Regions from separate parts of the Homo sapiens genome. Here region 1 is linked to region 2. The links are chromatin contacts, found by Hi-C or POLR2A ChIA-PET in ENCODE. All regions are on one chromosome and are shown on one strand. The core of a region is the stretch at or near the end of the contact, and the rest is flanking DNA. Distances in the headings are between cores, read along the strand shown. Region 1 has its middle 68 kb from the start of COQ2. Region 2 overlaps LOC124900167 (a long non-coding RNA gene).

What was found. A loop is a pair of places that touch in the nucleus more often than their neighbours do. ChIA-PET counts read pairs that join two places held with the same protein, here RNA polymerase II (POLR2A). Pooled maps may share reads with other maps.
Region 1: a loop to region 2 is called in a map of GM12878, with 5 times the contacts of the local background. The contact joins two enhancer-like sites. A Hi-C loop is called at or near these places in 3 of 168 maps with a recorded cell type or tissue (B cell, GM12878 and astrocyte of the cerebellum), 35 of 37 single-sample maps with no recorded cell type and 7 of 50 pooled maps. POLR2A ChIA-PET finds 5 or more read pairs at or near these places in 8 of 52 experiments (B cell, GM12878, IMR-90 and 5 more).

Annotation. Positions count from the first base shown.
Region 1 is chr4:83,212,768-83,219,914 of GRCh38, reverse strand. No RefSeq gene overlaps it. Among named protein-coding and RNA genes, the nearest start is that of COQ2, 68 kb to the left of the region's middle. RefSeq lists enhancers at 121-380, 2,838-2,907. Within about 2 kb of position 2,779, at least 14 of the 41 ENCODE cell types and tissues checked have a DNase peak (open chromatin) inside an H3K27ac peak, as active enhancers do; they include B cell and GM12878, where a contact is called at or near this core.
Region 2 is chr4:83,169,204-83,176,809 of GRCh38, reverse strand. All of the region lies in intron 4 of LOC124900167 (a long non-coding RNA gene), which reads left to right. Among named protein-coding and RNA genes, the nearest start is that of PLAC8, 58 kb to the right of the region's middle. RefSeq lists enhancers at 1,873-1,922, 5,546-5,785, 5,059-6,258. Within about 2 kb of position 1,554, at least 2 of the 41 ENCODE cell types and tissues checked have a DNase peak (open chromatin) inside an H3K27ac peak, as active enhancers do; they include B cell and GM12878, where a contact is called at or near this core.

The DNA.
Region 1 (7,147 bases), core at 1,530-4,029, 42 kb before region 2:
CAGAGAAGGACCGCAGTTACTCTGTCATCATGTGATCTGTGTTTGTGAATCACGTTTGACAGAGGGCTTGTGCTATCCAGGAATCCAGTAACCATTCAGAGTCAGCGTGGACACCTGAGAGTCAGGAATGGCTTGCTGCCTCCATCTGTTAGTTTCCCTGAGTCTGGAGACCAGGAAGGCAGGATCTGGAATGGGCAAGTGCAGTGTTTTCTCATATTCTGACTTGGAGTCAGGACCCAGGTAGAAACTGCTGGTTCCACTTTGGTAGAGAGCCTCTCCCCGAGCTGGCCTCCTTTGCCCTGGCATGTCCAGCACACAAAGGAGGACATTATTAATATAAACGAGCGGACAGCATCTGTTGCCAGAGAGTCTTAATTAGTCCCCAGCTGGGACTGTGCCACGGGCACATTGCATGTTAGTTGTGATTTCCCAGAAACAATGAGGGAAGACCGAAAACACGAAAACACGTTGTTCCTCCACAGCCCCGCCCTCTCCTGCAACCTCACTCTCAATTCTGGGTTGTAGTTTTTCAAAACAGTACTAGAGAGTTTGATCTGAAATATCTTGATTAGTACTGGAATGAAAATGAATTAAAATTAAGCAAAATGTACATGGGATCTCTTGGTACTATTTCTTACCAACTGCATGTGAATCTACAATTACCTCAGAATAAAAAGTTAAATTTTAAAAATTCAAGCTGCTCAGAATTTACTGTGACAGGAAGAAAGAAAGAAACTGAAAAGGAGGAGGAGGAGGAGGGAAAGAAGAAAGCCCTATTCTGAAAATCAACTTTCTATTTTTTTCTTAAATGGATTTCCTCAATCAAGTTATACCTATCCAAATGATATTCTGTGCCTAGTGGAAGGTTGTGGAACAGAAAATGACACCTGCTCTTTTCCTCTCCTTTCCCCTGACCAATCTGACAAGATCCTTAATAGCAACTGTAAAGAGTATCTCCAGTATTATAAACGAGAGCTGGTCAAGGCCGCCCGCAGTGGCTCAGGCCTGTCATCCCAGAACTTTGGGAGGCTGAGACTGGAGGATCAATTGTGCCCAGGAGTTTGAGACCAACCTTGGTAACATAGGAAGACCCTATCTCTACAAAAAAAAAATGTTTTTTTAATTATCCGGGCGTGGTGGTGTGCACCCATAGTCCCATCTACTTGGGAGACTGAGGCAGGAGGATCACTTGAGCCTGGGAGGTCGAGGCTACAGTGAGCTATGATCACACTACTGCACTCTAGCCTGGGTCCTGGGTGACAGAGTGAGGCCCTGTCTCAAAAAAATAAAAATAAAGAGAGCTGGTCAGAGTTGCTGACTCCCCTCCAGAGAGAAGGACAGAGAAGATACACTTTTCATGATAAATCCTTTTAGACTTCTAAATTTTATAGTGTGTATATATACTACCTAGTCCCAAAATATTATTCCTCAAATCTTACATAAGGTCTAGCTCAAACAAGTCCTTCTTGATTAAGCCTTTCCCGTTTTACCACTTAGAATTCACCACTAATAGAGGGGTAGTGCTCAAGCCTGGCTGCCAGTAGAAAAACCTGAGAGATTTTTAAAAAATGCCCAAACTCGGTGCCCTCCCCAGACCAGTGGACTGAGAATCGTGGAGGGGAGGAGGTCAATCTGGGTATTTTTCAAAGCTCCTCAAGTAATGTTAATATGTACTCGGGGTTGAGAACTTTTGCCCTGACCCTTTATGGAGCCCATATTTAAGCACTCACCCTATGAGTAAACTGAGTAATTGATTAAAAAGTAAAAAACACTTTCACACCTTTTATCTCATTTGGTCTCTATAATAACAACACGTAAACTGGGCTTCATTTTCCCACTGCACAGAGGAGGAAGTGGAGAGCTGAGCTGCTAGAAGTTACCAAGGTCCCTTTGAGAGCTTCAGTTCTGCACTTCTTGTATTTGATCATCTCCCCTGAGATTAACAGATTTTGCTCTCCCCACCCAGAGCCCAGTATCGCACCTTTCATTCAAGCAGTTCAACCTCAATAACCAAAACAGTGAAAAATGAGTAGCTCAGCAGAACACCAGGAAGTCACTCCCAGTGACAGAACCCCACAGGGTGGTTCAGCTTCCTCATAGGTTTCTCACATTACGGGTAACAGTTCATCTTCCTGTTTCTTTCACTTCTTGTTTACCCCTATCAAAACCACCTCAGTCGCATATTTGAAATGCATTTTCCCAAGCCCCAGATTAATCAGAATCCCCGCGGGTGTTGTTCAAGTATATCTTGTGTGTATGTGTGTATCTGTGGGAAAATATACATAAAATTCACCATCTTAGCCCATTTTGTGTGTGGTTTAAGCAACAAATATTTATTTTCTCACAGTTCTGGAGGTTGGAAGTCTGCAATCAGAGCATCAGCATGGTCAGGTGAGGGTCCTCTTCCCAGCTGGCGGGGGTCCACCATCTCAAGGTGTCCTCACTTGGCCTGTTTGGCCTTTGCAGAAGACAGGCAGATCTGGAGAATGAGAGATTACTACAGACTTAATCAGGTGGCGGCCTCAATTGTAACTGCTATTCCTGATGTGGATTCATTCTGGAGCAAATCAGCCCATCCCCTGGTGCCTAGCAGGCAGCTACTGGTAGGCGAAGGCTTTCTTCTCCATCCCTGCATCTTGTGGCTCACTAACATGCACGTGAGCCTGGTATGCCAGGAACACGTGCTGCGCCAGCGGCTGGGCTTCCAGCGAGGTACAGAGAGGGGACACACGCCTTTCAGGGGGAGAAAGGGGCAGGGAGGGCCTCTAGGGACACCACGTCAGGACCCTCCCACTGCACCCAGGCCTTGGAGTGGGCCACCCTGCCCAGGACCCATCTTAACCATTTTTAAGTGCACCATTCAGTGGCAGTAAGTACATTCACATGTTGTGCTATCATCACCATGGTCTATCTCCAGAACTTTTTAATCTTCCCATACAGAAACACCTATTAAAGAACTTCCTATTCCCCTCTCCCCCAGCCCCTGTTAACCACCATTCACTTTCTGTTTCTAGGAGTTTGACTACTTTATTAGATTGCTGCAAAAGTAATTGTGGTTTCCATATTTAAAAAAAAATGGCAAAAGCTGCAATTAATTTGTTTTTTTGGTTTTTTTTTTTTTTTTTGAGACGGAGTTTCACTCTTGTTGCCCAGGCTGGAGTGCAATGGCACAATCTCAGCTCACTGTAACCTCTGCCTCCTGAGTTCAAGCGATTCTCCCGCCTCAGCCTCCTGAGTAGCTAGGATTACAGGCATGCGCCACCACACCCAGCTAATTTTGTATTGTTAGTAGAGACGGGGTTTCTCCATGTTGGTCAGGCTGGTCTCGAACTCCTGACCTCAGGTGATCCGCCTGCCTCCACCTCCCAAAGTGCTGGGATTACAGGCATGAGCCACTGTACCCAGCCTGCCTATTTTTTAATCGAATTATTTATTTTTATGTGGTTGAGTTGTAGGAGTTCTTTATATATTCTGGATATTAACTCCTTATCAGATCTATGGTTTACAGATATTTGCTCCCATTCTGCAGGTTGCCTTTCCACTCTGTTGATTGTTTCCTTTCCTGCACAGAAGTTTTTGCAGTCCCACTTGCTATTTTTGCTTTTGTCACCTGTGCTTTTGTGTCATACACTAGACATCATTGCCAAATCCAATGTCATGAAGATTTCCTCCTATATTTTCTCCTAAGAGTTTTATAGCTTCAGGTCTTACATTTAGGTCTTTAATACATTTTCAGTTAATTTTTGTACAGTCAAGAGTCCAATTTCATTCTTTTGCAGGTGGATATCCGGTTTTCCCAATTCCATTTGTTGAGAAACTATCCTTTCCCCATTGTGTTGTCTTGACACTCTTGTCAAAGATCATTTGATGATATACATGAGAGTTTATTTCTGGGCTCCTTATTCTGTACCATTGGTCTATATGTCTGTCTTTATGTCAGTGACATTCTGTTTTAATTACCCTACCTCTGTAATGCTTTAAAATCAGGAAGTGTGAGGCTTCCAGCCTTGTTTTCCTTTCTCAAGATGTTTTGGCTATTTTTGAGATTCTATATGGATTTTAGTATTTTTTTTCTATTTCTATAAACAATGACATTGGAATCTTTGATAAGCATTGCATTGGATCTGTATATTGCTTTGTGTAGTATGGATATTTTAATGCTTCCAATCCCTGAACATGAGATGTCTTTCTGTTTGTGTCTTATTTAATTTCATTTAGCAATGTTTTACAGTTTACTATATGCCTTTCACTTTCTTGGATAAGTATTTTATTTATTTGATGCTGTTGTAAATGGGATTGTTTTATTAACTTTTTTCAGATTACTCATTGTCAGTCTTTAAAAATGCAACTGATTTTTGTGCGCTGAATTTGTATCCTCCAACTTTGCTAAATGTATTAGTTCTAACAGTTTTTTATTTTTCTGGAATATTTCAGATTTTCTACAAATAAGATTATATTATTTGCAAACATATATAATTTTTTTCTTCCTTTCTAATTTGAGTGCCTTTTATTTCTTTTTCTTACCTAATTGTTTGGGCTAGTACTACCCATAGTATGTTGAGTAGAAATGTAGAAAATGGACATTCTTGTCTTGTTTCTGATCTTGAAAGAAAGCCTTCAGTTTTTCACCGCTGGGTATGATTATTAGCTATAGCCTTTATTATGTCAAGATAATTTCCTTCCATTTCTGAGCTGAGTCTGTACCTGCTCCTGTACCTGTTCTCAGAAAAAGCCAGCTATGGGTGAAGAGACGGTGTGGAGAGAGGCCCACCAAAAACCTGGCAGGCTTCAGAGTTTTCTAGTGCTGAGTGGTCAAGTGTCCCTCTGGTCTGCTTAACACTTCCTCTACCTAACCCTTCCTCAGAAATCACTGTCTTCCCTCATTCAAGAGGAGGAGAAAGAGAGTGAACAGTGTACCAAGTGCTGACATGCATTATCTCATTGAAGCCTCACTAGGTATTACTATCTGCATTTTGTAGATGAGAGAAGTGAGGCTCGTGAAGTTTAAGCAACTTGCACAACCAGCGTCAAATAAGTGGACAATTAGAAGTGGTGGAGATTGGACCCTAAAATGAGTCTTTCCAGACATAATACCCAGGTTCTTCCCACTGTAGCTCCTTCTCTCATTCATTCAACGAATGCCTACTACGTGCCTTTCCCTGTGCTAGGAGCTCAGAGAACTACAAGGAAAAGCAAGATGTGGCACCTGCATTCAAGGAAACCACTGCTAAGAGAGGATATAAATGCCAAATCTGTAATTATAACAGATAGAAAAAAGTGCTACAGGGTGTAAACACTATGGGAGCACAGACAAGCAGGGATTCTGGGGTATGAGTTGAGATCCGCTCACCCAAAGCAATGTCCAGTCCTGCAAGCGCCTTTTACAGTAAGTGCCCTATATAGGTGTACCATTTTTAATATTTTATACTGTATTTTTATTATACTTTTCCTACATTTAAATACACAAATACCATTGTGTTACAGTTGCCTAGAGTATTCAGTATAGTAACATGCTGTACAGGTTTGTACCTAGGAGAACTAGGCTATACCATATAGCCTAGGTGTGTAGTAGGCTATACCATCTAGGTTTGTGTAAGTGCACTCTATGATGTTCACACAAGGACAAAATTGCTTACCAATGCATTTTCAAGAGTGTATCCCTGTTGTTAAATGATGCATGACTATATTATCATCATTATTATCCTCTGATCAAACTCTCCAGTGCCTTCCACTCTGACTCAGATAAAAGCTGAAGTCTTTACAGTGGCCTATGAAACCCAACATCAGGGGTGTCCAATCTTTTGGCTTCCCTGGGCCACATTGGAAGAATAATTGTCTTGGGCTACACATAAAATATACTAACTCTAATGATAGCTGATGAGCTAAAAGAAAAAAAAATCTCATGATGGTTTAAGAAAGTTTACGTATTTGTGTTGGCTGCATTTAAAGCCATCCTGGACTGCATGAGGCCTGTGGGTACCTGCGGGTTGGACAAGCTTGCCCTACGTGTTCTGACCCCGGTTATCTCCTGTTTCTCTCACTCATGTTTTCTCTACTCAAGCCATCCTGACCTCTTTGCTCTTCCTTGAAAGTGCCAGGCATGCTCCCACCTCAGGACCTTTGCACATGCAGTACCTTTGCCTGGAGGGCTCTTCCCCAGGTCTCTGCCTGGCTCGCTGCATAATTCCTCCACATTTCTGCTCACATGTCACTTTCCCTGACTACCCTATCAAAAATTGCAAACAACCCCACTGCAATACTTCCCTATTGTATTTTTCTCCATATTTTCTATTACCATCTAATATGCCACATAATCGATTTAGTTTTCCTATTTATCTGTTTCCCTCACTTAAGCTCTACCAGGGCAGAATTTTTGCCTGTTTCATTTGCTTCTGTAACCCCAGTATCTACAACAGTGCCTGACACAGAGTAGGTGCTCAATAACTGTTTATTCATTATATCAGTTAATTACTTAATGGCAAGTCTGCACTGACACTCCAACATCTCTGGTTTTATTAAATGTCTCTCATAACTGTGGTGATTATTTCTGTATTGGCAGACATGCAATTAATCCATTATGTACAATATGCAAACACTCTGTTGGAGACAGATACACAGTGACATATGAGACATGGCAGTCCCTTGTCTCCAAGAAGCTGTGGTTTGACCAGAAACGGAATATCTGAAATTGAGACAGTTCTCAAAAGTCTGGAAACCATGGTTCCCGGTGTCCCAGACTGGAATCTGCAGAAAGAGCAGCAGAGAGAAAGTCTTTGCCATGTCTTAAAAACTAAGTGTCTGGTCCAGTGGTCCACTGAGCATGTTGTTCATTCTGGGCCTGAGAACATCTAGTGAGGATAGCTAATGTTCATATAGTTCAGTGAAATTAATACTAATTAACAACCAGGTACACCATGAAACTATCTGAAGAAACCTGCTCCCTGGTTTTAATAGAGAAGTGGATTCTTGCCTGTGTTACTGTTAACTTTTACAATTGTGTCTTGTTAATGCTTTCCTGTCCATTTTTCCCATGATTGTGTCAATTTAGGGGAAGAGAGCAGAGTAGACATCATTTTCTCAAGATTTGCATCAAGTCAAACGGCACTTTTTTTCCCCTCCCAAACAGGACCATATTTGTCCTTTCCTT
Region 2 (7,606 bases), core at 305-2,804:
TAAGTTGAGGGACTTTCTGTACTTAAAATTTGACTCTGTAGGTGTATTGTTACATTCTTTTATTACCATGGGAGAAGGTGGTAATACCTACTACAAAAGTTTTCCAGGCTCTATGGTACAGAACTTGGGGACTTTTATCAGCCATGTGGTCACTTGCTGAAGCAGCCCCAGAGGTGGTTTCTGAGGGAAACAAACTTTCCTGTAGGTAGATGACTTAAGCTCACTTCCATGCTACACTAGGGTGGTCTTCTATTCAGCTGTGTGTCCCCACTCCATTCCTTAATTTTTATAACAATGCAATACGTTATATACCTTTCCATCTGCATACCTCTTCTCATGGATAAGCAGCTTGAGCTGGGAATCTGAACTCAAGGTCTTGCCAGACTTTTAACTCAGTCTCACCACTGCCCAGTTCTTACTAAACCTCATAAATAGCTGGCAAAAATGCTATTTATGAAGAATTATCAAGGAACATGCCCCCTTGTACTCCTCTAAACAATCTTTAGGCCAAGTTCTGTGGCTCACACCTGTAATCCCAGCACTTTGGGAGGCCGAGGCAGGCGGATCATTTGAGGCCAGCTGTTGGAGAGCAGCCTGGCCAACATAGTGAAATCCATTCTCTACTAAAAATACAAAAATTAGCCAGGCATGGTGGCACACGCCTGTAATTCCAGCCACTCGGGAGGCTGAGGCACGAGAATTGCTTGAACCCAGGAGGTGGAGTTTGCAGTGAGCTGAGATGGCACCACTGCACTCCAGCCTGGATCACAGAGCAAGACTCTGTATCAAAAAAGTCTTTAAAAATCTGATTTTTAATCTTGAATTATCTCAGATTATCAGACAGATAAGTACTTGGATGGGATCATTTTAGCTTCTCATACGTTACTTTCAGTGCTCATACTGTAATCCCTCCATACTCTTTAAGCCTACATTAGGAAATGTCTGTTCTAGTTATTATAGAACTACTGTTAAAGGCTTAGATCACTCTTTTTCATGCATCACCTCCATTTTGACGAGAAATTTCTCTAGGTTTTAATTTGTTTGTCTTTTATGGACATGGCCAATCTCCTAAATATTTGTGTTCCCTCTTTGCTTTGCCTGATCAGAAGCTCAGGGTCTAATGTGCAGTGATGTCTAGCATTGTATAGGAACCTTAAAGCACGCACTAAAGCTGCTCTAGGCTTTATTTTTCCTGTGCCTGATTTCTTCATTTTGCATTTGGTATCTTATTGCATATGTGAGTTTGTAAATGGCTCAAATCTCCTTAAGATCAAGGGTATAAATCAGAGTTTCTCAGCCTTGCCACCATTGGGCCGAATAACTTCTTGTTGAAAGTTAGGGAAGGCAGGGCCTGTCCTGTGCATTGTAGGATGCTTAGCGGCTTCCCTGGCCTCTACCCACTAGATGCCAGTAGCAATTCTCTGCCATCTCCCTGAATTGTAGAAACTAAAACTGTTACTAGACATTGCCATATGTCTCAGGCAGGTGGTGGTTGGGTGGGGCAGGGCGGATGGGAGGTGCAAATCACCCATGGTTGAAAACCACTGGTATAAATAAATACAATTGTATTGAGCACCTACTATTTTCTAGGCTATGTGTAGGCCATTATCTTTGGGGGACACAAAGATGACTGAGGTCCAGTTACCTGTCCTCAAAAAAAACCTACAAATAAGTCAAAAGAAAAGGTGTACATGCTCAGAATACACGTATATAAATCTCATGTCTGCTATTAGTATAGATTCCTGTATATTTTTAATAACCGTGGGAAGGAGGAAGTGAAAATAGTATCATTGTCATTTAGAGAAAAAGCACAGAGGGAGCCAAGTATCAGTGCTGTAATGATATCCTAGTGTCCTGAGCGCCAGACCAGAGGGTTCTCCACCACATCTGGAAAGGGGTTTGCAAGTTCAGAGGAGGGAAAGGCAAATCCAACATGGAAGGTTAGAAATGGCTTCCTGGTGGATGGGCACTAGGGATGGGATGTTAACAGGTAAAGAGGAAGACAGGAGACGGTAACTGACAGCAGGAATAGATATAGAGGGGCTGCTTGCTGAGTAGTGATGGGATAACTTATGGAAGTAGAAATCAAAAGGACTGAAGAAATAGGGTAGGTCACATTGTGAAGAGCTTCAGAGGGCACGCATAGAGGGTCTGGGTGTGAAAGGGCAGTCTTCCTCTAGAACCATGTATGCCTGACACCAGTTTAATAAATTATAGGACAAAAGTAGAGAAGAAGCTTAATAAATTAGGTTACTGGAGAGGTTAATGATGGAAGACAATGGAGGCATCGATAGACCCAGTTTACCCTCTGCTTTTTATCTCTTCCCCTCACAAATGTTTTAGTGAGCCAAGTCCCTTTGACTTGCTTGATGAAAGGAGGATAACTAAACTTTGCCAGTGTCAGAAACTTTCCAAGTCTTGTGCTATGAAAAACACAAATACTCCTGAGAGGACTCCTAATTTAAGCATTATCAAGCATGAGCACCATTTTTAACATGAAGAAAAATGTTTTGGAGTACACTTTGTTTATATAAATTGTGTAGCTTAAATTAGGAAATGCCATATCTTCAACTACACATAATCATTTTTTAATTTCCTTATAACTGAGAGTTTTCATTCTTTTGGCTAAAATTTCAGAAATGACACCATTGGTAGATGAGGCAGAATCTTATCCTGATGCAGAGACTTATGAATTCTGGGAGACCCAGAGGTTCTGTGGGAGTAGGGGAGGGAATTGGCCCTAAATACACACTCAGTTGCAGGACTAAAGGGCTTACTGTGGGGTTTCTGGCTTCTGGAGAAGCTCAAGAACAAGGGAGGTCCTTGAAAGGAACAGATCTGAAGGGATCTGGGAGGCTGCAGGAGATGTAGGAGTCCAGAAGCCAACTACTGGTATGAAACTAACCTTTCTCCACTTTCAATGTATAAAGAGGAAGGGATCCTTTCCCTGGCTATGGCCTAACACAGGTGACAAAAAGTAGGGCCTTTTCCACTGACTTTATTTTACTTTCTTGTTCCAGAAATTAGGTTAATCTCTAATGAGGGGCTGGTGGGTTGATGCGACCCATGGAATTATTTGGTAGGTGGCTGAATGCCAGAAGGAGGCATACAGAGGGCAAAGGAGGGGCTGGAAATAGGGGGAATTAAGAGCCCTGGAACGCCAAGGAGAGACTTACTCAGCTGTTTTACCTGATCCCATCTGGATAGCTCAGATTGGCTCAGAAAAACAGAGCCCAGCGCAAGACCCCAGGGAGTCAATAAATAGTAACTGCTGAGAATAAAACTTCCAGTTAGGAGCAAGCCCCCCAAAATCTGGCCATAAGCTGGCCCCAAAACTAGCCATATACAAAATCTCTGCAGCACTGTAACATGTTCATAATGGCCCTAACACCCAAGCTGGAAGGTTGTATGTTTACGGGATGAGGGCAAGGAACACCCGGCCCGCCCAGGGTGGAAAACTGCTTAAAGACATTCTTAAGCCACAAACAATAGCGTGAGCAATCTGTGTCTTAAGGACATGCTCCTGCTGCAGTTAACTAGCCCAACCTATTCCTTTGATTTGGCCCATCCCTTCGTTTCCCATAGGGGATACTTTTAGTTAATTTAACATCTATAGAAACAATGCTAATGACTGGCTTGCTGTTAATAAATATGTGGGTAAATCTCTGTTCAGGGCTCTCAGCTCTGAAGGCTGTGAGACCCCTGATTTCCCACTTCACACCTCTATATTTCTGTGTGTGTGTCTTTAATTCCTCTAGCACCATTGGGTTAGGGTCTCCCCAACTGAGCTGGTCTCGGCACCTTCCAAAAGACAGGGGACTTGGTAGAATGGAAGAGCACAGACGTTGACTATAGCTCACCTGACCTTGAGCCTGACATAGCTGCTTAAGTTTTCCAAGTATTGAACTTCAAAATAGAAGAGCCAAGCATGGTGGCTCACTCCTGTAATCCCAGCACTTTGAGAGGCCAAGGCAGGCGGATCACCTGAGTTTGGGAGTTCAAGACCAGTCTGGCCAACATGGTGAAACCCTGTCTCTACTAAAAATACAAAAAATTAGCTGGGCGCTGTGGTGGGTTCCTGTAATCCCAGCTACTTGGGAAGCTGAGGCAGGAGAATTGCTTGAACCTGGGAGATAGAGGTTGCAGTGAGCTGAAATCGCCCCAGTGCACTCCAGCCTGGGCAACAGAGCGAGACTTCATCTCAAAAAAGAAGAAGAAAAAGTGGTCACAAGGCTAGAATGTCATAACACACATAAGGCTGCTTAACATGAAATCTGGCAGGAGAAACCTCTCAAGAAATTTCAGTTTTTCTTCCTTTATCCATGAATAAACAATTGTGTGTTCCCAGGGGAAATGCTTTTTTAAGACTTTAGGTACAGGCGCAGTGGCTGACGCCTGTAATCACAGCACTTTGAGTGGCCAAGGCAGGTGGATCACCTGAGGTCAGGAGTTCAAGACCAGCCTGGCCCTGGCCAATATGGTGAAACCCCGTCTCTATTAAAAATACAAAAAAAAAAAAAAAATTAGCTGGGCATGGTGGCAGACACCTGTAATCCCAGCTACTCAGGAGGCAGAAGCAGAAGAATCGCTTGAACCCGGGAGACCAAGGTTGCAGTGAGCTGAGATTGTGCCACTGCACTCCAGCCTGGGCGACAGAGTAAGACTTAGTCTCAAAAAAATATAAAATAAAATAAAATAAAAAAGAAGAAGAAAAAATGGTCTCAAGGCAATCTGATCAATCTGATAGCATACATAAGGCTGCTTAACATGGAATCTGGCAGGAAAAACATCTCAAGAGATTTCAATTTTTCTTCCTTTATCCATGAATAAACAATTGTGTGTTCCCAGAGAAAATGCTCTTTTAAGACTTTAGGTAGAGACTGAATAGATCACTGCTACTGTTAGTGTCCTTTGGCCTCCATCTGGGGGTTGGGAGGAGGGCTTCTTGCACAACCTACAGAAGTTCCATTGTTTTTGCTTCCTCTCTACCATATCCCGTTCCCATAGACATGTGGCGAACAGTTATTCACTGTTATAGCATCAGTCACAAAGACATTCCCCATACCCACCCAATGGAGTTTCCAGATAAAAATACAGAATGCCAGTTAAATTTGAATTTCAGATAAATGATGAATAATTTTTTAGTGTGCCTTAAATATTGCATGTGACATATTTATTCAAATTTAACTGAATAGTCTGTGGTTTGTTTTTTTTTTTCCTACATGTGGCAACTCTATTTAATCATCCAAGTACAATTTCTGTTTTTTCTTGACTTAAAACCAAGGTTCCTGCTTCCCAGTTTCTTTAGCAACCACTGAGTAAAAAGAAAGATGGTGGCAATACCAAGACAGTGGCAAGGATGTGGCACAACTGGAACTCTCATACATTACTGATGGGAGTGTAAATTGCTACTGTTAGGGTACGTAGACAGGCAGATACGAGCAGTACAGGATAGGGCCTTAAAGAATGTCAGGCAACTGTCCAGTGATTGTCAGGTGGCTGGCAACAGGAAGCGGAAATTTTCCTAACAAACAGGAGACTTCTTGACTTGTGGGCAACAACTTCCTGATAAGAACTCAAAATGGTGGAGCACCTTTCTCTGGAGACATGTCCAGGCATGCCCAGTAAGGGGCAAAATGGTGGAGTTTGCCCTTTCTCTGGGGGCATGTCCAGGCATGTGTAGTAAGGGGCAAAATGACAGAGTTTGACACATATATGACCTTCCTCTGGGGCTCTAGACTGGTAAGGGAAATTGCCCTAAGAGAGCATGTGCATAACTTCAACCACCAAAGGGCGCATGCAGCCCCTCCCAGATACTGGCAAGACACTGCACATGCAGTGAGTAGCCAACAGCTCACCCAGAGCCAGGGACAAGAAGAAGAGATGTGGGGGCGGAAAGACAGGAAATAGTAAATCTATAAGACTCCTGAGCCAGTGATCAGGTGAGGAACTCAATCTTTTGAGTTGCCTACTTGGTTTCTTCCAAGTGTACTCTTGTTTCAGTAAACTCTCATTTCTGACTTAAATCTACTTCTGTCTCTTGGCCAAGTTCTTTCTCCCAAGAAGATAAAAATTGAGGACTGCATAGCACACCTGGACTTCTTGCAGGTAACAGTACCACTGCTCCGGAATATTAACCCCAAAATATCACTCCTGGGTTGAAACATAACAGAAATACATATATATATATATACCCACCTAAAGATAGTGCAGGAAAACTCATAGCAGCACTATGCTATTCATAACAGTCCAAACTGGAAATGATGCAAAAATAGCATGGATAAATAAGTAGTGGTATATTTATATAATAAAATATTATACAGCAATAAGAATGAATGAGTTATTGTGCACTCAATGTGGCTGACTCTCACAACCATAATTTTGAGCAAAAGAAGTCAGACACAAAAGAAAACATAATCTATAATTAATCTAGTACTTAATATATCTGTACATAAGGTTCAAACACAGGCAAAACCAGCCTCCTGTGTTAGAAGACACAGTAGAAGTAAAGTCTGGGTGGAGAGTTTTGAAGACGGTGAAGGGGTTATGATGGAGGTAGGGGAGAGACAACTTCTAGGGTGCTGGCAATGTTCTAGTTCTTTTTTCTCTTTTTTTTTATACTTTAAGTTCTAGTGTACATGTGCACAACATGCAGGTTTGTTACATACGTATACATGTGCCATGTTGGTGTGTTGCACCCATTAACTCGTCATTTAACATTAGGTATATCTCCTAACGCTATCATTCCCCCCTCCCCCCACCCCACAACAGGCCCCAGTGTGTGGTGTTCCCCATCCTGTGTCCAAGTGTTCTCATTGTTCAATTCCCACCTATAAGTGAGAACATGCAGTGTTTGGTTTTCCGCCCTTGCAATAGTTTGCTGAGAATGATGGTTTCCAGCTTCATCCATGTCCCTACAAAGGACATGAACTCATCCTTTTTTATGGATGCATAGAATTCCATGGTGTATATGTGCCACATTTTCTTAATCCAGTCTATCATTGATGGACATTTGGGTTGGTTCCAAGTCTTTGCTATTGTGAATAGTGCCGCAATAAACATACATGTGCATGTGTCTTTATAGCAGCATGATTTATAATCCTTTTGGTATATATCCAGTAATGGAATGGCTGGGTCAAATGGTATTTCTAGTTCTAGATCCTTGAGGAATAGCCACACTGTCTTCCACAATGGTTGAACTAGTTTACAGTCCCACCGACAGTGTAAAAGTGTTCCTATTTCTCCACATCCTCTCCAGCACCTGTTGTTTCCTGACTTTTTAATGATCGCCATTCTAACTGGTGTGAGATGGTATCTCATCGTGGTTTTGATTTGCATTTCTCTGATGGCCAGTGATGGTGAGCATTTTTTCATGTGTCTGTTGGCTGCATAAATGTCTTCTTTTGAGAAGTGTCTGTTTATATCCTTCACTCACTTTTTGATGGGGTTGTTTGATTTTTTCTTGTAAATTTGTTTAAGTTCTTTGTAGATTCTGGATATTAGCCCTTTGTCAGATGGGTAGATTGTAAAAATTTTCTCCAATTCTGTAGGTTGCCTGTTCACCCTGATGGTAGTTTCTTTTGCTGTGCAGAAGGTCTTTAGTTTA